4 separate regions of the Mus musculus genome follow, and all the other regions are linked to region 3. A link is a loop called in an ENCODE intact Hi-C map of the cell type or tissue named here. Cell type or tissue: heart. All regions are shown on one strand. Each heading gives the region's core, and the rest is flanking DNA. Links, peaks and the distances in the headings are about the cores only. Region 1 overlaps Gm40217 (a long non-coding RNA gene). Region 2 has its middle 10 kb from the start of Gm40217. Region 3 has its middle 100 kb from the start of Gm40217. Region 4 has its middle 14 kb from the start of Gm40217.

Evidence for each region. Hi-C counts contacts between places; a loop is a spot of excess contacts. Peaks named below come from ENCODE experiments on the same cell type or tissue, not always from the same donor. Only the 100,000 strongest peaks of a DNase experiment are listed, where the experiment ranks them.
Region 1: a loop joins it to region 3, with 2.4 times the contacts of the local background. A loop is called at or near these places in 4 of 42 quality-filtered maps.
Region 2: a loop joins it to region 3, with 2.2 times the contacts of the local background. A loop is called at or near these places in 3 of 42 quality-filtered maps.
Region 4: it touches region 3 in a loop (2.6-fold over the local background); 4 of 42 quality-filtered maps call a loop at or near these places.

The regions. Positions count from the first base shown.
Region 1 is chr4:105,311,210-105,318,643 of GRCm38, reverse strand. Gm40217 (a long non-coding RNA gene) reads left to right here. Exons shown (of 4, transcript XR_867967.1): 2 at 3,059-3,168; 3 at 3,647-3,759. Among named protein-coding and RNA genes, the nearest start is that of Gm40217, 4.2 kb to the left of the region's middle. In heart, for the core only: CTCF peaks have their summits at 1,565 (motif pointing right) and 3,484; DNase peaks (open chromatin) are centred at 1,613, 1,933, 3,333 and 5,353.
Region 2 is chr4:105,325,760-105,333,193 of GRCm38, reverse strand. No RefSeq gene overlaps it. Among named protein-coding and RNA genes, the nearest start is that of Gm40217, 10 kb to the right of the region's middle. In heart, for the core only: a CTCF peak has its summit at 4,183; DNase peaks (open chromatin) are centred at 4,203 and 5,993.
Region 3 is chr4:105,419,959-105,427,392 of GRCm38, reverse strand. No RefSeq gene overlaps it. Among named protein-coding and RNA genes, the nearest start is that of Gm40217, 100 kb to the right of the region's middle. In heart, for the core only: a CTCF peak has its summit at 3,619; a DNase peak (open chromatin) is centred at 3,352; H3K27ac peaks cover 290 bases.
Region 4 is chr4:105,301,783-105,309,216 of GRCm38, reverse strand. No RefSeq gene overlaps it. Among named protein-coding and RNA genes, the nearest start is that of Gm40217, 14 kb to the left of the region's middle. In heart, for the core only: CTCF peaks have their summits at 3,107 and 3,819 (motif pointing left); a DNase peak (open chromatin) is centred at 3,066.

The DNA.
Region 1 (7,434 bases), core at 1,172-6,171, 110 kb after region 3:
TCAGGATTATTTGCACTGCTGGTAAGAATTTAAAATGTTATAACTTGGCTTGGGGATGTTGCTCAGTGGTAGAGCATTTGCCTGCTGTGTGCTTGGGTTCAACTCTGGCATTTAAAAAGTAATTTGCAGCATCCCTGGCGGGGGGTGACGGTTTGACAATACATTAATCTGAAATGTCTTTAGAGTTAAACTGCATTTTATCATCAATCCAATTTTTGCAGGATTTTCTCCTAAGGAAATAAGCCATACTCAAAGATCAAACCTCAAAAATGTTTATTGTAATTTTTTTATATTAGTGAAAAGCTACATGTAAACTAAATATTTAAAAGATAAGATTGGTAAATAAACAGTATGGTTCATATAACAAAAAACGATTCCTGATACATTGTTGGACAAGAATGTTGGCTGCAAAACTATGCCTAGAAAATTCTGAAGGAGATGCTGCAAAAGGCCAGACATTGTTAGCATGGTCTTGTGTCTGAGTGGGTGAATGTATGGGTACCTTTCCCTTTTCACCTGCTCCTCAGTTTTTTTTTGGGGGGGGGGTGTTTTTGTCTTTTTTTAAAAAAGTTTCTCCTGGCAAATACAGAAGTGGATGCTCACAGCCATCCATTGGACAGAGCACAGGGTCCCCAACGAAAGAGCTAGAGAAAGTACCCAAAGAGCTAAAGGGGTTTGCAGCCCCATAGGAGGAACAACAATATGAACTAACCAGTACCTCCAGAGCTTCTTGGAACTAAACCACCAATCAAAGAAAACACATGGTGGGTCTCATGGCTCTAGCTGCATATGTAGCAGAGGATGGCCTAGTCAGCCATCAATGGGAGGAGAGGCCCTTGGTCCTGTGAAGGCTCTATGCCCCAGTATAGGGGAATGCTAGGGCCAAGAAGCAGGAGTGGGTAGGTTGGGGAGCAGGCGGAGGGGGAGGAGATAGAGAATTTTCTGAGGGGAACTAGGGAAGGGGATAACATTTGAAATGTAAATAAAGAAAATATCTAATAAAAAATGCTTCTCATTTGTGCACACTAAGTGTACATTATGTAAATAATAACAAATAGAATAGTTTGTTTTTCCAAGGGTAGCCTGTGTGATATTTGCCCAGATGTGAATTCAAATCCCAGTTAGGCCACCGATCCTTTAGACACTACATATGCCCAAGCCTGGATTGAGAAATTCCTTTTCTTACAAGGTGGTTGGGGCACTTACAGGGTGAAGCATAACCGCAGCGTGGCCCAGAGCACACCCTGAATAATGCTTTCTCTTTCCTTCCTACATGTTCAAAATCACTTCGGCGTGAGAGTCTACACGTGTGACGGCTGAATGCGACCCTATTCGTGTAGAATGTAGATCTGAAAAATCTGTAGAGGAGCTGGGGGTGTGGCTCAGTGGTAGAGCACTTCCAAGCATACACAGTGCCCCTAGTTTCAATATCCAACAGTGAAAACAACTATCAGAGACTTGTGTTAAACACCCCTATCTTAGTAACTTTAGATCAGATCTAAAGAGACAGACAGACATCCCCCACTACAAGTCAAGGTAAAAAAGGCCAGTTGTGTTACCCAACCCCACCGGTAGGTGGAGCCGGTCTCTACCCTTGTGCCCACGCAGCCTGTCGCACCACCCCATTAGATAATGGGTATCACAGGGTTGATGGAACACACCCCCCATTAAAACTTACCGCAACCACCCAGGGCTCTCCTCTCTCTCCCCACATACCTCAAACCACTTCCTGCCCGCAGCTTCCACACCTCTGTCACACTCCGCCCCACCTTACAGACTCAGTCTTTGGAATTAGACCTCCTCATCCATAAATCTGATTCTCTATCAGAAACCCAGCTAGAAGTTGCTGTGCCTTTTCCCAGCTTCTAACTCATTTACCAAATTTTCTGACTGCCTAGTAAATATTTCGTGAAGTGTTAGAAACCAGAGAGGAAACACACGGAGGCCCGGCTTTGGCAGCCTCTCAGCCTGGAGGAAGCAGGTCATCACGTGATTCTGCTGTATTATTATAACCAATGCACTGTACGACCAATACAGGCTTGCAAGAGGCCAGCAGCTGTTCTCAACACTTCATAGACATGAATCTCCATTTGGTCTTCATAACCTGTCTCAAGAGCTTGAGTAAAATAATCTCTGTTTAACAAGTGAAGGAAGTGGAGCACAGAAAAGGTAATTTGTCTAAGCACAAGCTGTAAATAACCAAAACTATATTTGGAATGAAATTTTGTGCTCTTCAAAATAACCTAAAAGCCCAATGTGGTGGTGCACACCCGCAATTCCAGCACTTGGAGGTAAGGCTGGAAGCCTAAGGCTAGCCTTAGGCATATGGTGAATTCAAAGCCAGCCTAGGCTACATGCGACTGGGACACAAAAAGCATGGAAAAAGCATGGAGCTGGAGAGGCAGGTGGCTCCGTGGTTGAGGGCCTGTGCTGCTCTTGCAGAGGAGTAGAGTTCAGTTCCCAGAATCTTTATGTCTTCACACCATCCCTAACTCCAGGTCCAGGGCATCTGGTGGCAACTTGAGACCTCCACGAGTGTCAGGCACACACAAAGTGCACTTACATATATGCAGGAAAAGTGTCATACGCATAAAATAAAAACGAACCTTTTTTAAAAGTGAGATTTCAAGACGGTCGGGGAGTAAAGGTGCTTGTCACCCAGCCGCATGACCTGAGTTTGTCCCCAGGACCCACAAGTAGAAGGAGAAAACCAAGACCTGTAATTTGTCTTCTGGCCTCCACACATGCTTTGAGGAACGTACATACATGCATACAAACATACATACGTACATGCATGTAATAAATTTAAAACATAATGAAACAAAGCCTGATTATTCCAAAGAATGTGTCGTATCTAGTAATGCTTACTATATTATAAATTATAATTTAGAAAGATTATATATTAATTAAATTATACATGACTAATCTATTACATGTCAATCTAAATGATAGTTATACATTTAAAAACTACATAAAAATTCTTAAGAAAGATTGCATCGTCTCACGTGTTTACAGATATCTTCAACATCTGACTATTTTTTCTTTTTCTTTCTTATAGTAATACAGATTGAACTCAGAGCCTTGCACATTTTGAGCAAGTGCTCTACCACTGAAGTCTATATATCCCCTGCCCAGGATCCGACTAACCAGCAAGCAAAACAGATTCTGGTATCTCATGTTAATTCTGTCCATAGGGATTTGTTATTTGGTTGAACTGTGTGAAAAAGTTTGGCCTCACACAGAACCGGAATAGGAAAGGGAGGGGTGTGAGTGGACTACTCCTACGTGCAAATATTCCCCTTGGATAGTCCACCAAAATGTGACAAGTGCTGGTTTCTTAAAAGCTTGCTGCAGAGTGGAATCTGAAACTGATAGCTGTGGTTTGCATGTTTGTGTCCCTTCCAAAGTTCGTGTTGAAACTTAGCCTCCGGATGCTTCAGCATTAAGCAGCTAAGCCTTTAGAGGGCATTGGCAATCTTATAAAAAAGCTGGAGAAAAGCATCCAACCCCGTTTTGGTCTTTTATGGTAATTTTCCATCACTATAGTGAAAATTTGCTATAAATCATTAGGCAGTAACAAAATGATTATTTGGACACAAAATCTTGCAAGTTTTAGTTTACGATCTAAGAGTTCCATTATCTTTAGGTCTGTGGAGAGGCCACATTATCATGGTGGGACGAGACATGTACCCCAGCTGAGAAAAGAGGGGGAGAAGAGGGCTTGTGATCTTATATCCTTGTCAAGTGTGTCCAGTGACGGTAAGACCCCTGCTAAGTCCCACCTCTTGAGGGTACCATTGCCTTCCAATAGTGCATAGGCTGGGGACCAAACCTTTCACATAGGAGCCTTCAGAAGACTCTCCTCTCCCTCCCTCCCTCCCTCCCTTCCTCCCTCCCTCCCTCCCTCCTTCTCTCCCGCCTCCCTCCCCCGCTGCCCCCCCCCCCGCCAACTACCCAAGGATCAATAAGCACAGTGTTGTAGCTAGCTCCAAGCCACTCCAAGCCATTTCCAAGCCAAGGGAAAATGGCACTCAGATAAAGTCATGTAGTTCAGCTCCCACCTCAAACACTCTGCTCAGCTTTTGTCATCAGACTGCCACTGTCCTTCAAAGGACACTTTCCAGGTCATAGCTATTTTGTCACAGAGATTGTTGCACAGTTCAGGAGTTGAAAGGCAGTGATAGCATATGAAGTGTTCCGTCTAGAGACATTTTTCTACCAGTACATTTTTTTAAGGATTTTTTTAAAATAATACATAAAATTTCTGTGTGCATGTGGGTTTGTGCTCACGTGACTACAGGTGCCCACAGAGTCCAGTAGAGGGTACCAGATCACCTTGAATTGTAGTTACAGATGGTTGGGATGGCCCTACATGGGTGCTGGGAGCCAAGCTGGGGCTCTCGGTAGAGCAGAACACACCCTTAAACTATCTCTCCAGGACAGGATCACAACTTTGATTCAAAATAAAACAGTGGTTTTATCTTTGATTGCTTTTGACTGCCCCTTCTTCTCCCCCATTCTACCCCTTTCTCCCCATCCCCTGCTTCCCTACCCACTGCCAAAAAGAAAAAGTGCAAATAGCACCTTAGGAGTTGTAAACTTGCTAGTTCAGTAATGGACTCACGGGTATACCCTGGGTTCTTCTGGAGACCCCCAGCACTTCATTACACTACATTACACTATGACCCAGTGTGAATCCAGAATGCTTGAATGAGCTGCTAACTCTGAGTGGTCCTTTTCCAATATCCTTAGAGTCCTTGAACTCCAAGTCCCAGCTTTGATGGTTCACTAACATCCTCAGATCCACAAAGTAGACCCAGCACAGACTGGGTAAGCCTCAGTTCACCTCCCCTAGACACGGGTTGGGAAGGGCATGAGACTTGGCACCCAGAGCCCATGCTGTGTGCCCTGCTCTCATCACCTCTGTTTGCCAGTTAGGAAACTGAGGCTATGAGGAGGAGGGACTCCACATAGAGCTGTCCAGCACGAAAGCATGCCGCATGTCATCTTCCTGTCTGTTCCCACACTCCCTTCCTGCCTGGCTGACTTTCTTCCCCGCAGTGCTCCAGTTGCTAAGCGTCTAGCATGCCTCACCACCAAAATTTCCTGACATGAGAAAATTCCCAGCACTGGCTGGCCACTTGAGTCTTTCAGTGTCTGAGTTACTTATAGTCACAGATCACTAAGACACTGGAAACTGTGCCACGTCAGAGTCCCTGGCACACAGAACTGATAAAGTTGACAAGGTTTGTGTCTGCTATTGTGCATAGTTTTGGTGACTAGGACACAAAGGCTTTCCTCTGGGACACATTTCCAGCTGAGCTGTTGAGTTGGTCATCTCTGTCTCGGCTGCACAGAGAGGAGGTTGACATCCTCTGGGCCCCGGGTCCTCCCTGGATGAGCTGAAGTCACATGGCAATGCAGCAGGATACGAAGCACATCCTAAGACGCAGCTCCAGGAAAGTTCAGCCCAAAATAAACCTGAAGTCTAAGTAAATAAAGCATTGGGAATATTTTGGGAGAGCAATTCCACAAAGCACAAAAAAAAAAAAAAAAAAAAAAAAGGCAGGGAAATGGGAACACAATTGTCCACAGCCTTTGTTGTACAGTTCTGTCTTCTGATACAGCTTGCTAAGATCCTGTTGAGTATCTCACATTTGTAAAGGCAGGAGTGAGCCAGGGTCAGAAAAATTACATTGTTTCTTCTGAGAGACTGGTGTCATTTAAGCACTGGTTTGAGACAGGGCGGGGAGCTTGATGAGGACTGGGGGCTCTGGTGATTAAAGCAGGATGGAAGGAGAATATAATCTGTGCCAAGGGACCTGGAGGGATCGGCTAAGGAGCACTCTGTTGAGTCACACAGGCTCTTGTCTCCCGGGGGGCGAGAGGGGAGGCACTCGGAGTCTTCATGATCTCACAGGATGAAAGGAGAAAGAACGCTGTTACAGAAAGGGGCAATGTGCATGGCTGTGCATGTGGCTGAAGGGCAGGGCGTGTGCTTACCATGTGCAGGGCATGTGCTTAGCATGTGCAGGGCATGTGCTTAGCGTGTGTAGGACTCTGGGTTCAATTGTCAAAATAAACAAAACAAAGTTGGAGTGAGATAACACTCATATATTAAGCGCCATCTCAATAAGCACTTAATAGCAAATCAAACAGAGCCATCATTGTGATTCATGCAATCCTGCACTTTTCAATCATGCAGCCAAAATCTAATTAATGTTTATTATCCCCCAACTAAGTACTGAGACTATTACAGTTCTAAGAAACTATCTGTGCTCTTAAGACGCTTGCAAGCTAGTGGGAGGCAATGATAAACTAAAGCTATTAAACAGGCAATTGAGGAAAAAGGTACTGAGAAAGGCTGCCTTATAACTTTGACCTTTATAGGGCCCGCGAGATGGTTCAGTGGGCAGAGTCACTGACAACCGGAGTGTGGTCTCTGGAATATACATGGTGGAAGGAGAGAACTGACACCTCAAGTTGTCCTTTAACCGCCACATGAATGCCACAGCTCACTGCACACATGCCTCCACAATCAATCAACCAACCACCCAATCAATCAATCGATAATGTATTAAGATGCTAAAAGAACAAAAGTAAAATCCCAGAGAGGAGGTGGCTGGGATTTTGGCAGACGGAGGTACATGTTGACTATAAACCCAGTGACTTTTTTCTGTCTACGTTTTTGCTTCACTTCGATCCTTCAGAATTTCTGGCCATGGTGGCTCATATCTTTAATCATATCTTTGGGAGGCAGAGGTGTCTCTGTGAGTTCCAGGCCAGTCTTGTCTAGTCTACCCAGGGCTACATAGTGACACTCTAAACGCTTCAGAATAGGTAAAACATGGAGGACCTTGATTTAAACATGAGAAGCAAAAACTTGTTGGAATTGACTTAGACACGCAGGTTGAAGCAACGGTGGAAGTCTGGATGGCACTGTTTTTAGGTTTGGAGACAGATAGACCTGGGTTTGAATCCTGCTGTTGCCATTTGTACAAATTACTTACATCTCAGGATCAGCTGGGCCCATGAAAACTCAGCAATATGGCTACCCAAACAAATCTTGACTAATGATCAGACCAATTGACGTGCAAAGCTCAAACCAGGAAGCCTCACAAGGCCTCGACCCTAGATGAAGCACTATAGGCCATCAGTAGCTACTGGGGGAATCAGCTCTCTCCAGAAACCAGCTCACTGGCAGGTTATGCAGTCCCAAGTGGTCAGCCCTATGTATGTGTAGCTACCAGCAACACTACATGGACTCAGTAGGTTGCATATTGTGTACACATGTATGTGTGTGTATGGGACAACAACTAAAGAATCCGTCAGGAACTTGAGGGTGAGTTAGGGCAGGGGAGTTGGAAGGGGGACAGAGAGGGGTGGAAATTATGTAAATACAGTACTCATACATGAAATTCACAAATAAAATAA
Region 2 (7,434 bases), core at 1,366-6,365, 94 kb after region 3:
GAGAGACAGTAGAATTCAGAATTGAGACGGAGTCTCAGTGGTAGTAGACAAAATAAAGTTGATGGCCAGGGCCACATGGTTGAGCAAGCAAAGCAGTAGATTTGAAAGCATCATGAACCAAACACAGTATAGAAAGCAGTACCAAAATGAGCCACACCCAGGGCTCAGGGTCTGTGGAAAAAAAAGAAGGCACACATAAGTTCCCACTTTAAAACAGTGCTTGGGTATGGCTGCTCTTAGCAACCACAAGGGACACGCCTTTCATTTTTTAAGTGAGTTATTGCACACAAGCCTTTGGACCAGAGCTGAAAAATTATTGTCTAATTATAAGCTCTATGGACACTTATGGAGCAAGTCAGTTTAATAGTTCAGTCCCTAGTCAGACTTAATGACAAAGGAAATATGGTTTATGCCTGCCCTTCTGCCTTCCCTGAAGGCTACATGCTGGAAAAGAAGCCAAAAATTGTCCTTGAAGGACAGCATGGAGGGAACTGAGTTGCTGTAAGATGGTCAGAAATAGACCATGTGTGAAAATACTGGGAACGGTGAGCTGCAGCCATCGGCCACACTGAGCACACAGGATAGGGTCCGATGAGGTTTGTAACAGGGCCCCATACCTTAACACAACTGACTCCATGATTGAAGTACCATTCAGGCAGTAAAACTCAGCACATAGACAGCACCACCTGCCAAAACTAAAACAAAGGCCTAATCCATCAAATCCGTAGTTCTGGGAAAGTCTCAAAACGTACTAACCTTACTTCTTTAGCGTCTGAAGTTCCGCTTCTGGCTAACTGTTCTTGTTAACTGAAGTATGTCAACCTAGAACATGGGTTTTGTATTTAAAAGCTCACCCTGAGAAAGACGCAGCGCTACACTAGGATCCAGAACACCCCGTGTCGTCACCAGCTGGCTAAGACTTTCTATTGGCTTAAATCCATATGCAAGCAGTCCTCTCTGGTGAATATCCAGCAAGGTTGAACTCTCTCGCTCCATCTCCTTCTCTTTTGCTTCCAAGACAATGAGGCTGAGAGACGTTAGTCTCCTCTGTGTTCCTCATACAGGCTTGCATTGAATAGTTTGAGTGGCCACAACAAAGCCCATCTGGCCAGACAGAAGCTTGTGGTCTTGGTCCGGTCTCACTTACCTGCTAGGCTACAGGGAAACCAGGAAAATGAGAAAGTGCACAGTGTGCCTCCGACTGGTCCTAGGAGAGCCTTCCCGTGAGACCATGTCTTCTTGGAAGCGATGGAGCTGCTTTGCCCAGATTGTCACCCATCCATAGTCTATGCCCCCAACCCTCTGCCACCTCCATCCACCCACCCCAGCCACACTGCTTCCCCCTGACCCTTGAATATACCCCCACACTTCCCATCTCAGAGCCTAGTCACCCACTGCTTTCTCCTTGGGAAAGAGTTTTCTTTGACTGGTCTCACCAGCACTTAGATATAAACCTCAAAGGCCCCTCAGATCAGCCGTTAACAAGCAGCAGCACCAATTTGAGACAACAGAGTGAGGTTTCAAGCTCACCATCCCCCCAAGAGGAGCAATGGGGAAATCACTTGTTGCTCTATAAAGTGAGAGGCCCACTTTACCTTTATAAAAATAAGATGTCAATGGATATCCCCATTATCCCACACAACAGCCTGAAAAAAATGATCAACCAGGATGACCTAAATTAGCTTGCATCCTAGCTAGCTGGAAAGACAGGCTTGTTTCTGACTGGAACAGAGCATGTGTGATCAGGACCCCAGATGTTCCTGCATAACAGTGCAGGGTACTGCCAAAGAGACTGGAGGATGAGGAGAGGCCACAGGATGGCCATGAGGAAGTCCCTGGCTAATTCTCGATAGAACCCTTTGTCTAAGACTAAGGGCTTGCTGGTAGATTGTGTGGGCGCACGTCGTCGCTGAAGAACATGTTGCTGGTATTCTACTGGCTGTGGTTGTGACCCAGAATTCCTTCCCACACAGCCAGGGTGGAGAGCAAGGGAGCCTCCTCGTCTGAGCATTTATCCCACACAGTTGCACCCAGGCACAAAACATCCACGCCAGGTCGGTCACAGGATGTTCACACTCAGTGACAAAATCCCATCTACTGCCCAGCCCCTAGGGGTCCTCCACAGGGCATTTCCTACATGTATGCAAGAAGGGGCACACACACCTCCTCAGAGAGAGCTAGTAACTGACCGAAAGTCACATCTGGGTAACTAGATTGGGGTCCCCAGGCATACAAATTTGGTGAACCATGTGATACCCTGGAGCCACGGTTCCCTGACCTATAAAACAAGGGACTTGCATGTGGCATACATACACACGTGCAGGCTATACATACACATAAGATAATAAAAAGTAAATTAAAAGAAGCAAAGGATGTGACGCTAATTTACAAGTCCAGTTGCCTCAACAACAAATGTATAATCTACACAGACTACACAAACACGGGAGCCTGCAAACAGATCAGTTTAATGATGAGAAAAGTCTCCACTGTCCTAGGAATATATGCCACTCTCCTTTCTATTCAGTCTCCTCACACTGTCCAAAACCAGTCAGCCAATGATCAGACTTCAGCACCTTTGTTGGATTTTGCTCATTAAACAAATTCATGTGAATGCTACGAACCACTGCCTGCTCTTGGTAGGTGATTTAACCCAATGGTGGGTGTTGCATGAATCAGTCAGTAGCTAACTTGTTTTTATATCTGATAAATATTCCATTATGAGAACATACTTTGAATTGCATTGAAACACACATCACTGAGGTAACAGTTTGCATAAATTAAAATGAACAGATTTTAAACAAATGATCTGGTGAGTGTTAAGACCTTCCTTTCCTAACCAGCTTTTCTTATGTTTCACACAGTTTGGACTATAGCCCAGATTTGTCTCCAACTGGAAATTCTCCTGTCTCAGCTTCCCACATTCTAGGTTTACAGACATACCCCATCATGTCATGCTGGAACCCAGAATTACAATGTCATTCAATTTCAAAATGCTCCCAGAATCACTGACAACATCTCGTAAGTTTCTGCCTTCAGCACTCAGGGCTCAGCTAGCCATCAACCTGGATTTTTAGTTACCATAGCTTTGGCTTTCAGACCTTGACTATCTATAAACTGAATTTATCTTCTGTCTCATTTTCCTCAATAATTTTTGGTAGTTAAAAGCGTATCTATGATTTTTTTTATTCTTTCTTACTGCATGAAATTGAGAATTTATGCCATTTAGTACTGAGGTAGTGTTATGAAATAATACCGAACAGTATTTATTCTCCTGTCTATCAGTGGTGATTTATGCTGCTTCCAGTTCTGAATAGACATGGCTAATCTGTTATGAACAGATTTTGTAAAAAAAAAAAAAAAAAAAAGGAAGATGCCCAAAGGTTCTGAAGGAACACAGATGAAGCATCTCTTTCCCTCACAGGAGCTCTTGGCGAGGCAATAGCACTGAATTAGACGCAGTAGCAGCAACAAGCTCACATTAAGCCACCGGGATACCTTGGATTGGAAAGTCCCCTATTCTGAGAATGAGCTGATTCGCATACACTTGGTCTGCAACTATTCAGAAACTAAGACTCATCCTAGCCTATCAAGTGTGTGTGCCTTTGTTGAAGCAGATGCACTCCTTACTTGTCCTTTGAGAGGATGGATGGCCTTCTGCCTTCCTTTGTCCCCAACCACTTGACAGTTATTAAAGAGCTGTGTTGCTTTTAGCCACCAACTAACATTTACTGCGATGCTGAGGAAGGTCCTAGCTGCTGTCGTTCATTATGCCTCGTAGACTGGTAAGGTGTGGTTCCCAGTGTGCACACAAGGACACAGAGGGTTGGAGATGTTGGGTGACCTCCCTAAGGTCTTTGTGAAGACTGTTTTAGCTCCCAAGTCCTCACTCTGTCCATAGCCTTCAGAAGGCAACTGAACTTTCACAAATACTATGTGTCCTGCTTATCTAATGCTAATACTACTGCTGCTAGTGCTGCTGCTGCTAATACTAATACATAATAAGTTTAAAGGATGATCCTCTCTCGTCTTGCATACCCTCCTGGTCTTCCCTGCCAAAGCTCAGGCTCGGCCCACACAGCCTTCTCTGACTTCCCCTAAAGCCCGCCATCCAAGGGAAGTTCGGGCAAAGCAGGAAAGCTGGACTTTCCACTCAGCAGCAGAGGAGCCCAGGCTTGCCAAGTTCTCCCGCAGCCAGGCGCCTGGAGGCGGGCCCTGTGCACTCTATCATTGCATAAGTGTTATTGCAGCCAGTTCCTGGAATCGGAAATATGGCAAACCATTCACCTGGTGGAAAGCCCTTGCCAGGAGCAATGGTTGTTTGGTTAGCTGTGCCTTCAGAGTCCTTTCCAAGAGACTGGCCAGAGAAGAGGTTTATCTAGCAGCGCCCGTTTCTTAAGTCAAAGTTACTGTGTTTTTAATATTCTTCAGCAACCCGACATAGTTTTTTTTCTCTTCCCAATAATCTCTCCATCTTCCTCGCAGCTGGGTCAGGTTTCCCATCTCCTTCTTGTTGGCCTCCCAGGCTTCCTGCTTCCTCCAGGACCCAGGTCTAAGACAGCCCCCTCACTGCATTGGGAAGAGCTTTCCTTATGCCAAGGCCTTCCCCAGCCTCAGTCATCTTCCAGGAGGCCCACCCTGAGTGTCTCCAACAGTTCTAGCCTCTGAAGGTTGAGTGGCTACTCCTCTTTCTTAGAGTGGTCCACAATGAAACCGTTTCATTCTAATCTAAAAGGAAATGCTCTAAAACACTTATTCGGATAGGCCACCCTTTCTGAGATGGCAAGTTTCTTGAAATAATAAGGGTGGTGTTTTGTTTTGTTTTGTCTCTACATCCCCAGAGCACAGCTCACTGCCAGTCCCACAGTGGTAATTGCCCGAGACCTGATTACTGAAGTTCAATGAACTGGGCTAAGAATGTTCTGTGTCTGTGGCAGATTGCTTGCTGATGCCTTAGATTCAATCCCCAGAACTTCTGAGAAGTTCTGTGAACTGGTAGTTACTGGTTAATCGGAGCTCATGAAGATAAAGAGACAGGCAGTGTTACTAGTCTTGAGCTGATAAAATGCCAGCCAAAACAGTTCAGTCTGTGTCTGCAGCTTTATCTGAGACAGAAAAAGCACAATTTCCATTATATTTTTCTATTAAAAATTGTTCTTATAACTCTTTATTAATTCATCAGACCAGGATTTTAAATTGGGATTCATTAATTTTTTCAGCTCACTCTTCCACCAATGAGGAAGTTACTCTTCTTCTAATTGCCTCGAGACCCTCATTAGGAGACACATTCAAGGCGGTGAGGCCATAGATGGGATTCCTCACCTAATGAGCTCCCAAGACATTATTGGGAAATGAATAAAAATTACTAAATGACCAGTGGTGATTTATGCCCCATGCCATATATTTATATCTAGTCAGGATTTTGCTGGTAGCCTTTTCAGCACTTTATTTCTCAGGAATTCAAATCTATAGTCTGACATTTTCTAACTCTATGCTATATAGAACCTCACCTAAATTATCAAAATTCCATGGTTTTATATTTTCACAGATAAACTGCAAAACATATATATATACATATATACATATATATATATATATATATATATATATATATATACACACATGTATATATATATATGTATATATATACATGTGTGTATGTGTGTTTCACATGTTGACTGATACATTTGAAAAGCACACACACACACAAGCCTATAAAATTGCTAACATAACTTTAATCTGTCTCTCCTACAATATTAGTTACTTAGTTGGAGAAATGGTGTCCTATACATTCTTGTCTTCCTCTCCCCAGGTGATAGTTTCAAGGTGACCAGATGAACAGCAAATAGCTTTAGGCAAGAATTGTCAAAAATTCCTGTGTGTGTGTATTGGTACCACCGGCCTCTAGCAAGAATTAAGGCAAGACCAGGAATGTCCATGGCTCCGATTCAGGCCTGTGTCCCTGAAGTGGAAAAAGCATTGCCAGACAAAAGCAGCAGCTGCTCCTCTCTCCCCAGGACCACCCAGGAGGGCGTTTCCCTCATCCCTTTACTAAACTGGACTTTCTTGGCTGTCTCACAGGCTCAGAACCTGATTTTGTGATCCCTAGAGTTGACCAAGGCAAGCAATGTTGCCTATGCACTATTATATACTGAGAATAAGAACCTACCTCATCAGAGACATGAAGTTCTCATGTTGGCTCAGCCAGCACAGCATCTCTGTGTGGCTGCTTGGCTTGGGATATCATGTTGCATTCTAAAGACCCCCAATTGAGGAAGTATCAGCATGAAGGGAGTTCAGTGAATAAAGCCTATCCAAGAACCTAAGCAAGAGAGCTTGTGGACCAGGCGTAGTGACACTTGCCTGTAATCCCAGAACCTGAGAGAATAGAAATAGAAGTGTGAGTTTGATTCCAACTTGAGCTGCTTAGTAAGACTCTGTCCCCCGAAAAAACAAAAACCCAGAAAGCTAGCTTTATGTGATCCCTACTATGCAGCATGCACGGGGACAAGAATGTTCCTGTTCCTCTGCACCTCTGTTGTCCCTACTTCTTAAAGAGCAAGCATAAAATCCACAGTTAGGAACTGGGCCTAAAAACAAGCTCAGTGGTGAGAAACCCTTCATTCCTTCTCAAATCTGTCCTCATCTATTAAATGGGAATAAAACTTTAGTAAAAACCACAGAGAGTAGTGGCACGGGTCAGACTGAGTTCCGATGTTCTCTAACTCATACACCATGTCTGTCATCATTTTTGTTATTCTTTTTTTGTTTTGTTTTGGTTTTTGTTTTAAAGATTTATTTATTCATTCATTCATTCTTTCTTTCTTTTATTTATTTATTTATTTATTTATTTATTTATTACATGGAAAGTACACTGTAGCTGTCTTCAGACACTCCAGAAGACGGCTTCAGATCTTGTTACGATGGTTGTGAGCCACCATGTGGTTGCTGGGATTTGAACTCAGGACCTTCAGAAGAGCAGTGAGTGCTCTTACTTACTGAGCCATCTCACCAGCCCTCATTTTTGTTATTCTTATATAAGGTCTGCGAATAAGAAAGACAATGTGTCTTTCATTAAAGCAGTTTGTAATTGACGCAAACAAACCAAAAAAAAAAAAAAAAAGCCACCCTTCAAATATGATGCAGGATTTAACACAACCACTACTTGGCTGTCATCTCTTCCAGAACATTCTTGTCTCCTCTGCGTCTGAAGCACTGGTCCCACACTCCCCTAAAAGCCCTGTCTGAAGAAGCTTCCAATTGGATGGATTTCCTAAAAGGGGAAAGATCCGGCTGGTCTTGCTCCATCTAGCTGGAAGCTCCTGTGATGTGAGAACTCCACCCAGAAGCTCGACAGGCCTTCTGGGTACCAGAAGGAGGTCACTTGAGGTTGGAGGGGTTCGACTGGTGAGTAGTTGCAGACTCTGGACTGATTGT
Region 3 (7,434 bases), core at 1,119-6,118:
AAATTTTAAGTGATTATTTCTCCTATTCCAGGTGCTGCAATAAAGGATAGAAAGATAGAGTCTGTCTCATCCCTTAAACAGCTAATCCTATGAGAAAGCCAAACTGTGATCTGATTACCTCTAAGTGTAATGAATACTTTGCTGAAGGGCAGTCAATACCCTGTGGAAGCTCACAGCCAGCCTTCTCACCTATCAGAAGGATTTGAAGCAGTTTTTTGAAGGCATTGCCATTTCTGCTCAGGTTGGATAAATAGTTAAGTGTTAGAGGGGGAAAAAGAAAGCACTTGAAAGGACCTCGATCAAAATGGGCCACAAAGGGGGAAAGAGAAAAAAATAGTTGCTCTAGAACCTGGTTATAGAGGCAAGGGCCTCACACTTCCACTCACTTGCATCTTCTATATACATGGTTTCTAGATCCTACTCAACTCTGTGATAGGCTACCTGCAGAGCTCAGGGAGGGGACAGCCCCCTTTCCAGCTCCTATGGCCCCAGTGGAAGCAAAGTTTTCCAGGGGTCTTCTTGTTAAGAATGGAATCCAGACCAATCACTCACCAGTCTATGACTGTGATCAGAGGAATCACAGTGAACGGGAAGTGGTGGTGAGCCATTCTTTCGGTCCAATGGTCCAACAGCAATGATAAAGTGATCAAGGGAAGCTGGACCATGCAGCAACTCCTCTCTTCGTCCTCATTAGCAGAGAAGTTATCTTCAAGACATCAGAATGAGTTCTAATCTCTGGCTTGGATTAGATTCCATCCCAGAAGTGAGAATTTCATCCGATTGAGCTCAGTAAAAGCTTGGCAAGTGAGAACGAGGTAGAAGGAAAGATGTCGAATCAACAGTAGTGAGAAGAGAAATTGGTGGAGTCTAGTCTTACTGCAACCTGTTAGGCCTGGGCAGGTTAATATCCTTGGGAGGCCTCCTCTTGTCTGAAACAAAAAGGAGAAGAGTGGCTGGTGGGGGAGGGGAGAGAAGGACTGGGAGGAAAGGCGAGAAGGGAAACTACTAACAGGATGTAAATTCATTAATTTTTTAAAGGCTTATCCCCATTATGGTGCTAGAGATGTAGGGACTACAGAACTCTGAGAGGTAGGGCCTAGTAAGAGGAAATCTGGTAACTAGAGGTATGTCCCCAAATTTCTGTAGGACCCCGGTCTCTTCCACATCTTGTTTTGCTCCTTGACCATGAAGGAAAGGCTTTTTCTGTGCTGTGTGTCCCTGTCAGGATACTGCTACCTCACTGTCATTCCAAAGGGGCTAGCAGACTGTGTGACGCAACAGGAATGACTGTGAGCAAGAAGGAAAAGTCTCTCTGCATCCGTTAACTCAGGGGTCTGTCAAGGTGACATATGTGTCTCAGGGTGACAGACAGCTGACCAGCAAAGGACCTTACATCCTGGTGTCAACTCTGGAGCCAAACTGCCTGGGGCCAAATCAGGCCCTGCTGCTATGCTGTGTGGCACAGGGGAAGTTCACCTACCTGTCTGAGTTTCATTCCCCTGTCAATGGTGTGAGGCCAGTGTGACTGTGCTTGTGTCATGGGTTTGGTTTGAGAACATTTGTAGTGCATTGATAGTACAAATTGCTTAGGACAGTACCTGTGTGTGGCACATCATGTAAATATATGATATGAATGTAAATGTTAGGCATGATCAGGGAAATGTTTCTTTTTTTTTCCTATAAATAAAATTGCTTTTATTTTTTGAGAAGCTGCAGACTTAGTGACAAAATTATCAAAAGCTACAGAATTCCCAAGGATCTCCCCCATCCCACCCCTGCGGCCACATTATCTCCCCTGTTATCAGCATCCTGCATTGATACAGCATATATGTTACAGTTAACGCTGAGCCAGCATTGACACACTTCCTGACTGAAGTCTGTTCCTTACGTTAGGATTGTCTTTGTATTGTGCACTCTGTGGATTTTTTGACAACTAGGTGTCAGGCATCCGCCATTGCAATGTCTTCCAGAATAGTTTTATTGTCCCTTATTCTGGCCTCTTGACCCCTCACCCAACTACAGTCTGTCACCGACATTCATACTGTCTTTATGGTATGTCTACCAAGACATATGTCATCTTGTGAGAAACATATGGCATGGCACGCAGCATTGCAGATTGGCTTCTTTCTCTTAGCCGTATGCATTTACATTCCACCCCCACCCCCGTCTCCCATTGCTTAAGTTTTGATTAGGAGGAGAGGTCTTCACTCAAAGCTGAATGAGGGTTCTCTAAGGAAGCTGAGCGAAGAATCTTTGGCCCTTTGTTCTTGTGCTCTGGAGAGCTCTGCACCTTTGCCCTTAAAACTTGATTTCCTGCTCTAGAAAAAGTCCCACCCCTAAGGCATCTGGCCTCTCAACCGTGACCCTTTTAAAATGCAAATATTCTGAGATCCCTGTAGGAGTTTCAGGAGTGGACCCAGGGCGTTTTCCTGCAGGAAGAGGCCATCATCTGTCCCCATAGCCCCTTGCCTAGAGATGGGACTCTGGAGAGCGGAAAGCAGAAAGGTAGATGACAGGGAATTCCTTACCCACGTCTTCTAGCTGGAGGTTCAAATAGTTTCAGTGGTCACACTTCATGAAGCAAGAACAACCACAAAAATCAGAACACAGCAAAAGGTCTTGTAAATTTCATCCATGAACATACATGACTTGACCATATTTAATTTTTAGTGATAACTTTTACCAAAAAAATAGCAGTTAAAGATCCTCAGAACTTTTAATTTATCAGCACTTATTTATTTACTGAGCACCTAAGAATTTATGATCCTGTGCAAGTACAAAGTAGTGTGACCTCAAGATAAAGCAGATGGATACGTGTTTCTGCCCTGCTCCATCAAGGAAGGCTTCCCGGAACAATGGAACTTGATCATGGAGGTGGAGGATGACCTAGATGGGAACATGACACACTAGAGAGGACCTGGGTTGCTGACAGTGGGACTCTATTCTAGAAAGAGTGAGCAGCTCTGTTGGGCTCAGAAGAGGGCATTCTTTAGAAGTGGGGCCTGGGCACTCCCAGGTCTATGGCAGGAAGTATAGCCTGCAAGAACATGGAGCTGGGCACTCCAGTTCTGTAGCTAGGAACCATCGCCTTCGAGGATGTGGGCTAGGCACCCAACAGGACAGATTTCAGTTTACCTCTCTTCCCAGGCCCAGCCTTTCCTGAAGTGTAGTCCCTGAACCCTTGTCCCAAACCCCTGTTGTAAGTTCTTAGAGCATTTAAGGACTTCCTTCTTCCGGCCCGAGTCCTTGGCTGCTGTGATCTTCATTGTCCCCCTTAAGGAACAACTTTATTCTCATTTCTGAAGGTCAGACAATAGAATTCTTGTGAGAGGTCCTTCTCTGGAACCAGACAACAAGGCAACCTTGCCTCAGCCTGAGGAGGAGTGGGTGGGGCAGCATTTCCTTCCTGGAAATCAGTTTGCCTGCACTCTGGCTCCCCACCCTGCTGCTCTGACCACTGCCTTGTCCTGCCAGGACCCTATCCCCCCACCCCTACCCCCACCCCCATTCCTGATTACCCAGCAGCTACTCCTCAGCCCTGTCCTTGGTGACGGTTTTCCACATTAAAGGTCAGACTCTTGGGTGACTCAGCTGTTTTGTCAAACAGCTCCCCCATGCTTTCCAAGTCAGGGAAGGCTTGGGTCTGCAGAGACTACATAGAAATAAATCAGCAAACAGGTGCCTGTAAGCATAGTCTTTTAATCTGTCTTTCTCCTGACTGCCTTCATGTGTCTATGAACACACCATACACACACTCACACACACACACACACACACACACACACACACACACACACACACACACGGGAGGGGGAAAGAGGGTACTTGGTCCTCTTATTACTTGTGCTCACCCCACTACCTTCCCATTACTCATCATTCTTGACCCTGCTCCACCCCCACCCCCACCCCATGCCCCAGCCAGTTCTCACACCATCAGGGACCTGAAGGCTACCTGTGGTAGAATGAAAACACCAACACCTTGAAATCAGAAAGAGTTCAAATGACAGCTATAGCAACTGTTGTACTAATCTGTGTAAGGTATCACTCTCTCTCTCTCCTCTTCTCCCTCAGCCCAAGTCCAGAGATTTAAAGAAAAAGGAAAGACTTTCCCTGTGGATTGAACTACTCAGCTCATAAGTAACTTAGAACAGTGGCTGCAACAAAGTGTTATCATAGTGTATATGTCGGGTCGTCCCTTAAAGCCAGACTGCCCATGAAGACCATAAGGAGGCAGAGGGAAGAGAAAGGGCTCCTGCTTCAGTGGGAAGATAAAGAGAATTAATGGGTTTGACAAAATCTAGTCACTAGACTCCTATAAATCAATCTATCCTCCCTCTCTTCCTTTAATTAGCAAATTTCTCCACATGAACCAAATGGGAGAGTCCTGTCTTCCATGCACACTATGGGCTGAATTTCCCAGCCTTCTTTGAATCTAGCAGTGGCCATACAGTGGAACATAAATAAAGTAGGGGAAGACAGTCTCGTTCTCGGGTCACTTTCTAAACAGAGAAGCAGAGGAGGAGGAAGACGAGGAAGACAAGGAGGGGGAGAGGAAAAAGTTGTTCCCCTTGCTTTCTTTTGCTCTTCCCTTTAGCTAAGGATGGGTTGATAATTTCCTTGAAAGTAGACAGGGAAGCCACGTTTCATATGACAAACTTCTAGAGTGTTGCACGAGGGCAAAAGCACATCTGTTTGATTTAGGTCCTGTCGTTGAATGAGCCCAAAATAGCAGCGTAGTTAGCCTCCGACTCATTTCCAGTGAGACCTCCCCCAGTGGTTTTCAACAGATCAGCAAAGCTCTGTTTCCTTTGTTGCCTCTGGCCCGATTCTGACAATGTCTGTCTTACCTAAGACTGTGTCCCTTCCCACCTGGCCCTGGGTCTCCAGTCAGTCCTCACCCCAGCCCAGGACAATTTCAGGAGCAGTAACAAAACTTTCTACAGTAGGTACATGTTTCAAATTGTTACACTCCTAGCACAGTGTGCTGTCACTTCTATTAGCATGGAATATTGCCACTAAGGAGACCTAGATAACAAGAGCGCCCATCAGGGTAGCTTTTGCTCATTTTCTTCTTCAAATGTCTCATTTAGTTTTCGACACTTGATTGCAAATCATGCTCTAGTACCCAAAGAGTGTTCTTCTGGGACCATTTCAGGATCTTTTATGAGAGGCAGGAACCTGTTTCACAATGTCCCATCAAGACACACAATAGAGTAAGAAAGTCCCCCCAAAATAAAACTGAATCCCCTTGGGAAGTAAGAAATCAATACAGGGAAACTAAACAATGGCAAATACCTACTCTACCATCTATGTATCCAGACTTGTAACTCCAGCCAAAAATGCTGTACTCTGCCCTGAACAGGGCTGAGACTAGAGAAGTAAGCAAGCTGCCTAAGGTATAAAATTTAAGGAAACAGGGTCTCATGTGCTGACCCTGTACTAAAGGGACCCTGAAAGAATCATTAAATTTAGTTCACTATGTGACTGCTTGCCTTCCCCTGATCCTGACCCTTGACCTGAAGCCTATGTATCATCCTTGAATCAACTGGAAAAGTTGATAGGCTTTGAAAGTTCATCATGATTAAAATCCAACTAATTATCCTCCTGTCCCTAATCTCATCCTTTTATGCTTCCTGTCACAGTGACTGCTCAGGCCAGAATCCTGGGATCACCTTTGACATGGTCCCCTGTTCCCTCTGTGTCCTATTTACTCTGCAGCATCCCAATACTTAAGACATTAAACCACCGGCATCTTTCCTTTGACATCAGCAACAGCCCAAAATTCATCTTCCTAGTTCCAATCTTTCTACCTGCTGTTTTAGCCTTAACATAGGCAGAATGGACTTCCCAAGCATGATTTACAACCCTCCATAATGTGCCCACCTTGCTCAGACCTTGGTTATTACAACCAGGCCTACTATGCCACACTCCAGCTATGGAGATCTGTGCGACACTCTAGCTATGGAGATCTTCTGTGCCACACTCTGGCTGTATGCAGTTCTCACTGCTCCTCCGGCGTTTCCAGGCCTTCTTCACATGCTTTCCCCAGATCCATAGCCAATGCATTCTTCTCATAACCATGTAAGCTTCATTTCTTCTAAAAAGAACCCACAGCCTATGTCTCCACTACACAGAATTATACTTTCATAATACTTATCAGGGACAGAGATGGTGGTTCATCAGACACAAGTATTTGCTATAGAAGCTTGGGAACTTGAGTTCAAGTCCTTGGATCCCTTTAAAAAGCCAGGCAAAGCCACAAGCCCTTCTATAAACCCAGAGCTCAGGCCAGGGTAGACAAGATCACTGGGATTTCAGCTTCAGTGAGAGACACTGTGTCAAGATAATAGAACAGTGAGTGGTAGAGTGGTACACCCTACCCAATGTCTTCTTTTGGCTTTTACATGCACCAACATATAAAACACACACACACACACCACTAATCAAAGATTTTTAAATGCTTGCTTACTGTCTATGTTTGTTAATGATAACTTGGTGAGATCTAGAATCATCTGGGAGGGGAACCACTGGGCATGCCTAGGAGAGATTAGATTGCCTGTAGTGGAAGAGCTGCTTCTGTGGGTGGCACCATCCCCTGTGCTGGGATCCTAGACTATAGAAACAGGAGAAAGTGATAAACCAGACTGGTGGGGTAGTTCAGGGATACGGTGTTTGCCCAGTGTATGTGGGGCTTTGGTTTAGTTCTGAACACTGCAAAAACAAACAAGAACAACAACTTAACAATATTTTATCAGTCACTGGGGGATTGTGAGTCAAATAAATTATGTTAAAATGATTATTGAACTTATTTCTATTTTAGGTAGCAAAGCATAAACATAAATTTGAGTAATGAATTTAATGAAAGTGTGTGTGTATATGTGTGTGTGTGAGGGGGGGGAGTTAAGCATAGAGCACTCATCATGTTCTGCTTCTTGACTATGAATCCAATGTGACCAGCTGTCTCAAGCTATGATACCTGGCCATGATGGATTGAAACACCCAACTATGAGTATATACAAATATATAAATATATATGTATATGTATATATATATGCATGCACATATATATGTGTATGTGTGTGTGTGTGTGTGTGTGTGTACATATTACATATATAGTGTGTCATCTCTATATATTTGTACATATGAGTGTAAGTGTCCTCAGAGGACAAAGGTGTTAGATCCCCTGGATCTAGAGTTACAGGAAGTTGTGAGCTGCCTAACATGGATGCTAGGAACCTAACATAGTTCGTCTGCCGCCGGAGCAGTATGCACTCTTAAGCACTGTGCTTCCTTCAGGGTACTTTCACAGAGAAACAGGACAAGTAACCAAACACTGTCTTCCCTTAATGGTTACAAGCTCCTGATGCTGTTCCTCGTAAATTTGATGAGCATTTGGAGTAAAAAAAAAAATCAACACTACAGCTCACCCCTATA
Region 4 (7,434 bases), core at 1,550-6,549, 120 kb after region 3:
TATTGAGCTAACCATTCTTCTGTCAATATTTGTGAACTGAAAATACAACAAACTGTCCCCTGTACTGGTCAAAGTCTAGACATTGACTGATGGGACCAGGAACAAAATTCCCTGGGAACAAAAAAAAAACAAAGATTTCAAAACTGGCTGTAGAAAAATGGGTTTCCGGTTCTGGAGAGCTTTGCCCATGGTAGAAAGAGCACTCATCTACCACCGAGTACCATGGGGACATGAAAGATGGAGGCCCTTAAACGCTACAGTGAGTAGTAATAACACCTTGTGCTGGGGGCACATCTACTGGCTCCTCTCTAATCTTGAGCCTTAAGAATTTCTATCTCTAATTTCCAATTTCAAAACAATCCACAGAGAAGTTGAAGGACTGCCACTGGTCAGGGAGCTGATGTCAGAGATAGGTTTACATCTAACCCTTTTTTATTTTGTTACCCAGGACCCTTAATCCTACCCCAATCCAGCCACTACTGCCTTTCCCCTGAGTAACTAAAGAGTCCTTTTCCTTGTATGCTTCATCCAACAGTCTCTCTAGGGGATTCCCCTTGAAACATGTAATTCCAGTCATATCTATCTTTTACCTGCAGTGGGCATTATTGCTGCTTTCCAGTGTCCATCCTCCTATTCTCCATCTGGCCTATCACTACCTCTGGAGATGAGCCAAGTTCACAAATTCTGCTGACGCCCTTGGCTCCATTACTGGGATTGGCATTCTGATTTTTGCATGCTCTCGGTCACTGAGGTTAGGTGGATGTGGGGAAAGGCCCTCAGTTGGGCCCCAGCTTGACTTTTCAGGTGGAGGGGATGATGTTCTTGCTCTCAATCACATGACCACATGAATAAGAAAACATGGCTTTCAGAAAAGAAAAAAACATGGCTTCCATGCCTGTTGGCATCCACGTTGTGATCTGGAGGTAAACTGGAATGAGGGATGGAATGCATCTGTCTGCAGGAGGGTGGAGCCAAAGCATCCTTGGCTCACTGGCAGGAGCCCTCAAGGGTGCAACATCAGAAGCCTCCCCATCTTTGAATCCTAGTTATAGGGAGCTCATAAACTCTTTACTGCACAAGCTGGCGTGGGCAAAGTTTGCTGTAACTCATCGCAAAGGGCCTCCTGGGTGACTCAAATGCCTCCTAGAGCTCTTGGAATGGCATCCAAACGCCTACCTTGCTATTAAATGCCCGCTAAACTCTAAGATTAGTGAGTGCTCAGGGCCAGGGCTGGGTTTTCATTGGCCCTGGTCGTGCTGGCCCCTGCTAAACATCACTCTAGCACACAGAGGGTACTAGACAAGTGACAGGGGTCTCCCTCTAGCGTGATACCTGTTTCCCCAAGGCTGGGGAACCCTAGTCTCCCTGCTTTTTCTTCCAGAGCCACCTCTACACATGAGCTGTGTTTTCCTAGACACCAGCTTTCTTACTCAGGCAACTTCCCATCATTAGGGAAAGGCCAGAGGTCTAACCACGAGGCTGTTTATGTCCAACAGTATGTCTGACACCCAGGCTTTCAAGAACAGTGGCCAGAAAGGACCAAGGTAGAGAACTTTATGAGCCCAAGTTGGAATTTTCCACATAATCAGAGAGGGCCTCCAAGCTATTGTGATTTGTGCCACGAATAGGGAGGATCCCTATGTGGGTCAGAAGAACATTTCATTCCTTCTTCACTTTTGGCCAGATCCTCAGTGCTGCCTGCAGCTCTTCCCACGGCCTTTTCTCCTACCTGATCCCGAGTTACTTCACTCTCTAACCAACTTTGCCTTACTTCTCTGCAAAGTGACTTTTTTTATCTGATTTTATTTGTCTCTACTTCCTTCTCCAAAATATGAGCTCTCCATGAGGGTGGGGCCTTTGTCTCATTTATCACATCTCCTGCCAAGGATTCCATGGGGTTGGAGAGATGGTTCTGCACTGCCTTTGCAGAGGACCAGAATTCGATGCTTCACTCCAAGTAATCAAACATCCTCTTCTGGGCTTAGTGTGCACTGCATTCTGGTACACACACACACACACACACACACACACACACACACACATACACAAAACACACACACACACACACACACACACACACACACACACACACACGAGATACATGCCGTATTTTGGGTGACCTGGTATCCTCCTTAACAAAGGTACATTAAAATGCAGCCTCAGCAGGCTGACCCCCCTCAGGCAGACTCCTTCCCCTCTCCCACGAGCAGCTTTCTGCCCAGCACACAGTTATTTCTGTCACTGTCCTTATCAGAACAGAAGGATCAACTGTGTTTGTTTGTGGGTCCATGTTGGTTAGCAGAGTGTGACTATGCTCAGTCTCCAGGGTGACCACTTCCAGGCTGGAAGAGAGAAGAGGAGATTGAGTCTCCCAGGCTCTGGAAACAGTGGACATGAGGATGGTAAAAGGAGAGGCAGGACCTCTCTGACTCGGAGAAACTCCCAGGTAAATGGGGTCATTTCATCAGCAGGGAAGTGGAGTCTACACTATTGTGAGCTTTTGAAAACTAGCTGTCTGATGGAGTCTATATCGGACCTCGGTTCCCTCTCACTCCTTCTCCAGTTTCCAGAACAATGAGGCTTCCCCAGGACTTACCCATGTATTTTTAAAGTACGGACAGTCTCATCCTCCAAATCAACTGGGTATTTGAGAAGCCATCACATAACTTCCAGGTTTGTCTTCTCAATGCTTCAATTATGCAGTTTAGTGAGGCCCCAGAAGCCAAGACCAGCCTGGCATTTTAAAAGATTCTCGGTACCTTTGTGCTGAAGCAGGCCTCTGGCTTCTCTCTCTCTCTCTCAATTATTACCTTAACTATGCATGGGAGACCTAAGGAGACAGTTTATTTTGACTGGTAGATTGTTAAACTGTAGGAGGCAAGCCAGAGGCAGCGCCAGGCTGTGATTTCCATTGCTCTGCGGGCCAAAGCCTTGGTGCTGAGAATAGCCAAGGCCACTTCCTGCTAGAGGAGGAAATGGCAGTTTCCTCAAGTCCCGGAAACGTGGCTTCCTCTCTGGTGCCTAGCTCAGGGTTCACCCATTAGACAGTCTCTTCCCACCCCAAATACCCGGGGACCTGGCTCCAGCATGCAAAAGACATCCTGTTTTCCCTGAGGAAGTGGCCCAGATTGGGGCAGCCACCAGGGCTTTTGAGTGGATGAGAGTAGGTAGCACAGCAGGAAGGGATTGACAGGGAGGGAATGATGCTAATAATGTTAACCAATAAGAAAAAGCCCCACCCACTCCTTTGTCCTGACCCCAGAGATCTCAGCAAACCCGACAAAAGTTCTCACGGCCTTTGGAAGCCAAGTCCTTCTGATATCTCTTTTTGCGGTTTTTCATCTGTGTGTACATTTTTACAGAATATAGTGTGATTATGTCTGTTTGACACCTGTATGTCTTCGGTAATAATCCAGTCCAGGTAATTACCATCTCCTCCTTGAACAGTTACCATTTCTTTGTGTTTGAAGCTTACAAATCCTGCACTTCTGTACCTTTTAAATAAAATCTACCAGTATAAGGCGTTGTGAATTGCAGTCACCCTTGTGTGTTGTGAAACACTAGAATTTATCCTTTCTATCTAACTAGACTTCCAACATCCTGTGATTTCTCCTTTCAACAGTGTTTCTGTTTCTGTCTCCTCTACCAGTTTTCCCAATCCAAAAAACTCAGTTCCAGGGGCTAGAAAGATGGTTCCACAGTTAAGAGCACCTGTTGCCTACTGCAAAGGACCCAGGTTCAGTTCCTAGCATTCACATGGTGGCTCACAACCAACTGCTAACTCCAATCCCAGGGGATCTGATGCCCTCTTCTGGCCTCCATGGGCATCAGACATTCACATGGTTCACAGACATACATCTAGGCAAAACATTCATATGTATTAAAATAATTTATTAATAATTAGTTAATTAATTAAGAAAACTTAATCCCTCTCCTGTGCTTGCTCTACAGATTTCAGGAGTTAAGAATGCTGCTAGGCAGAAGGCTAATACTATAGTTCAGTTCTAAAGCACCTAGCATGTGCAAGACCCTGGGTTCAAACTGAGGGGAGGAGAGAAAGGAGGAAGGCTGGAACAATGGGAGGTTGGCATCATTGAGCACTGACTGTCTCAGGACAGAGGGGAGCCCCCCTAGCTTTTCTTTTCTTCTTCCTCCTCCTCCTCCTCCTCCTCCTCCTCCTCCTCCTCCTCCTCCTCCTCCTCCTCTTCTTCTTCTTCTTCTTCTTCTTCTTCTTCCTTCTTCCTTCTTCCTTCTTCCTTCTCTTTCTTCCTTTCTTCTTTCTTCTTCTTCTTTCTTCTTCTTCTTCTTTCTTCTTTCTTCTCCTTCTCCTTCTCCTCCTCCTTCCCCTTCCTCTTCTCCTCCTCCTCCTTCCCCTTCCTCTCCTCCTCCTCCTCTTCTTCTCCTTCTCCTTCCTCTCCTCCTTCTCCTCCTCTTCCTCCTCCTTCCCCTTCCTCTCCTCCTCCTCCTCTTCTCTTCTCCTCCTCCTCCTCTTTTTCTCCTTCTCCTCTCCCTCCTCTCTCTCCCTTTCTCTCCTTCTCTTCCTCCCTCTCTCTCTCCCTCTACACACACATCCAAAAAAACACACTTTATGTCACACAAATGTACAATTAATGACCTGGTAGGTAGGTTGTTAAACTCTCTGAGCCTGAGCTTTTATGGGGAGAATGCTGTATCTGCTCTCCCACCCCCTTTAGAGTTGTTAGATTTCGTGAGGCAGAGCACTCAGAGTAGATGAAGCACTTTCCTATAGTTCAGGACTCAATAAATGGTCATTATTGTTTCCCTCTGCCCTTTCAGAAGGGGAGTGTCTTTCCCTGTCTCTTAATGAATAATGCTTGCCCTTCTCTGAAACCTTGGCACCAGCTAGCACCCGTGCCCTTGGAATTTCAGCCTCTGTAGAGACAGGCCTTATGAGGGTCTTTCTTTGAATGCTATCCTTGTGGGCAATTGGCTTGAATTAAAAACTCAATCCAGTTATCATTTATAATAATTTAATATGAACTACTTGCCAAACAATTTTTATGGCATTATCTCATTTTTTATTTTTTTATTTTTTTACATTTTAAAATAGTTTCAGACTTACAGAAGAAAACTTTCAAGGGTAGTAAAACAATATCCCACATAGTTTAAATTCACTTTTTCCAAATATTGACAATACACAGTAATGTGCCACATCCCAGTTAATGGATGAATACTAGTGTGCTTTGTACTAGCTGAAGTCCATACTTTATTTGTTAGTATTTAATCTAGTTATTATTTTTATGTTACAATATGCCATTATGATATCACCTTACATTGGGTTGCCCTGTCCCTCAGGCTTCTTTAGCCTGTAACTATTTTTCAAGCTGTCCTCAAGTTTTTATGGCCTTGTGAGTTTTACAGAGTACTGGTCACATCTTTTGCAGACTGTCACTTAATTAAGCATAATCTCTTAACATGGTGATACAGGCTGGGGCCTGGGGCGTGAAGGAGAAACACCATAGGGTGTCACTGGTCGTATCCTGTCAAAAGTACATGTTGTCAGCCAGGCAGGGTGGTGCATGTTTGCAATCCCAGAAACCTGAGAAGCTGAGGCTGAAGGATCACAGTGAGTTGGAGGTCAGCCTGGGCTACATAATGAGTTCACCAGACGGGATAGTACACGTCTGAAACCCTCAGGACTCAGAAGGCTGAGATAGGAAGAGTCTAAGACTTAAGGCTATAGAGAGACCCCACTATTAAAAAAGAAAAGCCAAGCAATCAAAAAACAGCAGGGGAAATGTTGTCTACCTGTCTACATGTCCTGTCACGGTCACACTGACCCTCATTACCTGCATGAGAAAGTGTTTTAGAAGTAGCCTAACTGAAATATCTCTCTCTCTCTCTCTCTCTCTCTCTCTCTCTCTCTCTCTCTCTCTCTCCATCTCCCTCTCCCTCTCCCTCTCCCTCTCCCTCTCCCTCTCCCTCTCCCTCTCCCTCCCCCTCCTCCTCCCTCTGCTATAGTCTCCAAAAGGAAGTCACTGTGCACAAGCCACATTACTTTCCAACTCCTTTGGGCAGAAGATCTACAAATTGCTTGGAATTCACTTGTATGGAAATTTGTATATATTCCCTTCCTGGTGTATTCCCACTGTTATTGAATTATATCAGTAGAAACACAGAAATAATTTTCATATTATTGGCTCAATGGCTTTTCTCATGTCTCTTGCATTCTTCAGGACTGCAACACTAGTGTCCTCTGGACAGCATCGTGTTCTACTGTGAGCCTGAGATATAGCTTGGCTCCTGGACAAGAAAAAACATTTTTGTAGGCAGTCTTTGCCCAGCAGGGCACCAATTTGCTTAGCATAATTATACCCTAGAGCCTTTGATGGGAGAAGAGTCTCACCTTCAGTGTATGTTCCCTTTTGTCTTGGTACAAAGTTCATGGGTTCCCCTAATGACCTTAATCTCCTTAGCAACTGTATTCATCCTATCTTCATTTGCATCATCTGACTTTGGCCACTTGCAGGCTCCTTTCTACATGATTTTCCAATTTCTCCTCTGCTCTGCTCTTTGCTCTCTATTCTTACTATAAAGCTGGCTAAAAGTAATGAGCAACAGCCATACCACAGCCTGCAGGTGATGCTATCTTGAACTCGTCTTTATTTCCAGCCGTAGCATGAGTCGTCTTTAGCCCAGTTCCCAATAGACTTTATTCTCACGTGGAATCTCACAAGCATAATTTTTACTGTCCACGTTTCTAACAGCATTCTGGTCCTCAAATTCCCATCAGAATCACCTATTCATTTCTGCTAATAACATCACAGGGCTTCTCTATCCTGTACCTCCATACTTTACTAGAATTTATTTCCCACAGTTTAACACAGTACCAGAACACCTCTATGATGCCGAATCTCTGTACTGGTTCCTTTTTTTTTTTTTCCAATACTCTGATAACATACCTGACAGAACCAACTTAATGTATGAAGGATTTATTTTGGCTCAGTTTCAGAGGCAGTCCATCACAGTAGGGAGGGCCTATCACAGGGGAACAGTTCGATCCATCCCTGTGGGAACTGCCATATGGTATAGACCACAGGAGGCAGAAAAGCAAGCCAGAATGAGGAGGCAGGCATAGCGTTTAAGGGCCTATTCCTAGTAACCTACTCTTCCAGCTAGATCTGACTTCTTCAAAACAGCATCTAGAGCCGAGGAGAAGCCATTCAGGACGTGAACCTGTGCTGGACATTCCAGAGTCAAACCATAACAAGGACTTGAACACATCTCATTTTGCCTTTAATTTTGTAGATCTCATTCATCACCAAAGTTACTCAAGACAGCAGTGTTTTATTCCCCACCACAAACGTTCACTGTGATTTTAAAATTATTTATTCATTTTATGTATATGTGTACACTGTAGCTGTCTTCAGACACACCAGCAGAGGGCAACCATTACAGATGGTTGTAAGCCAC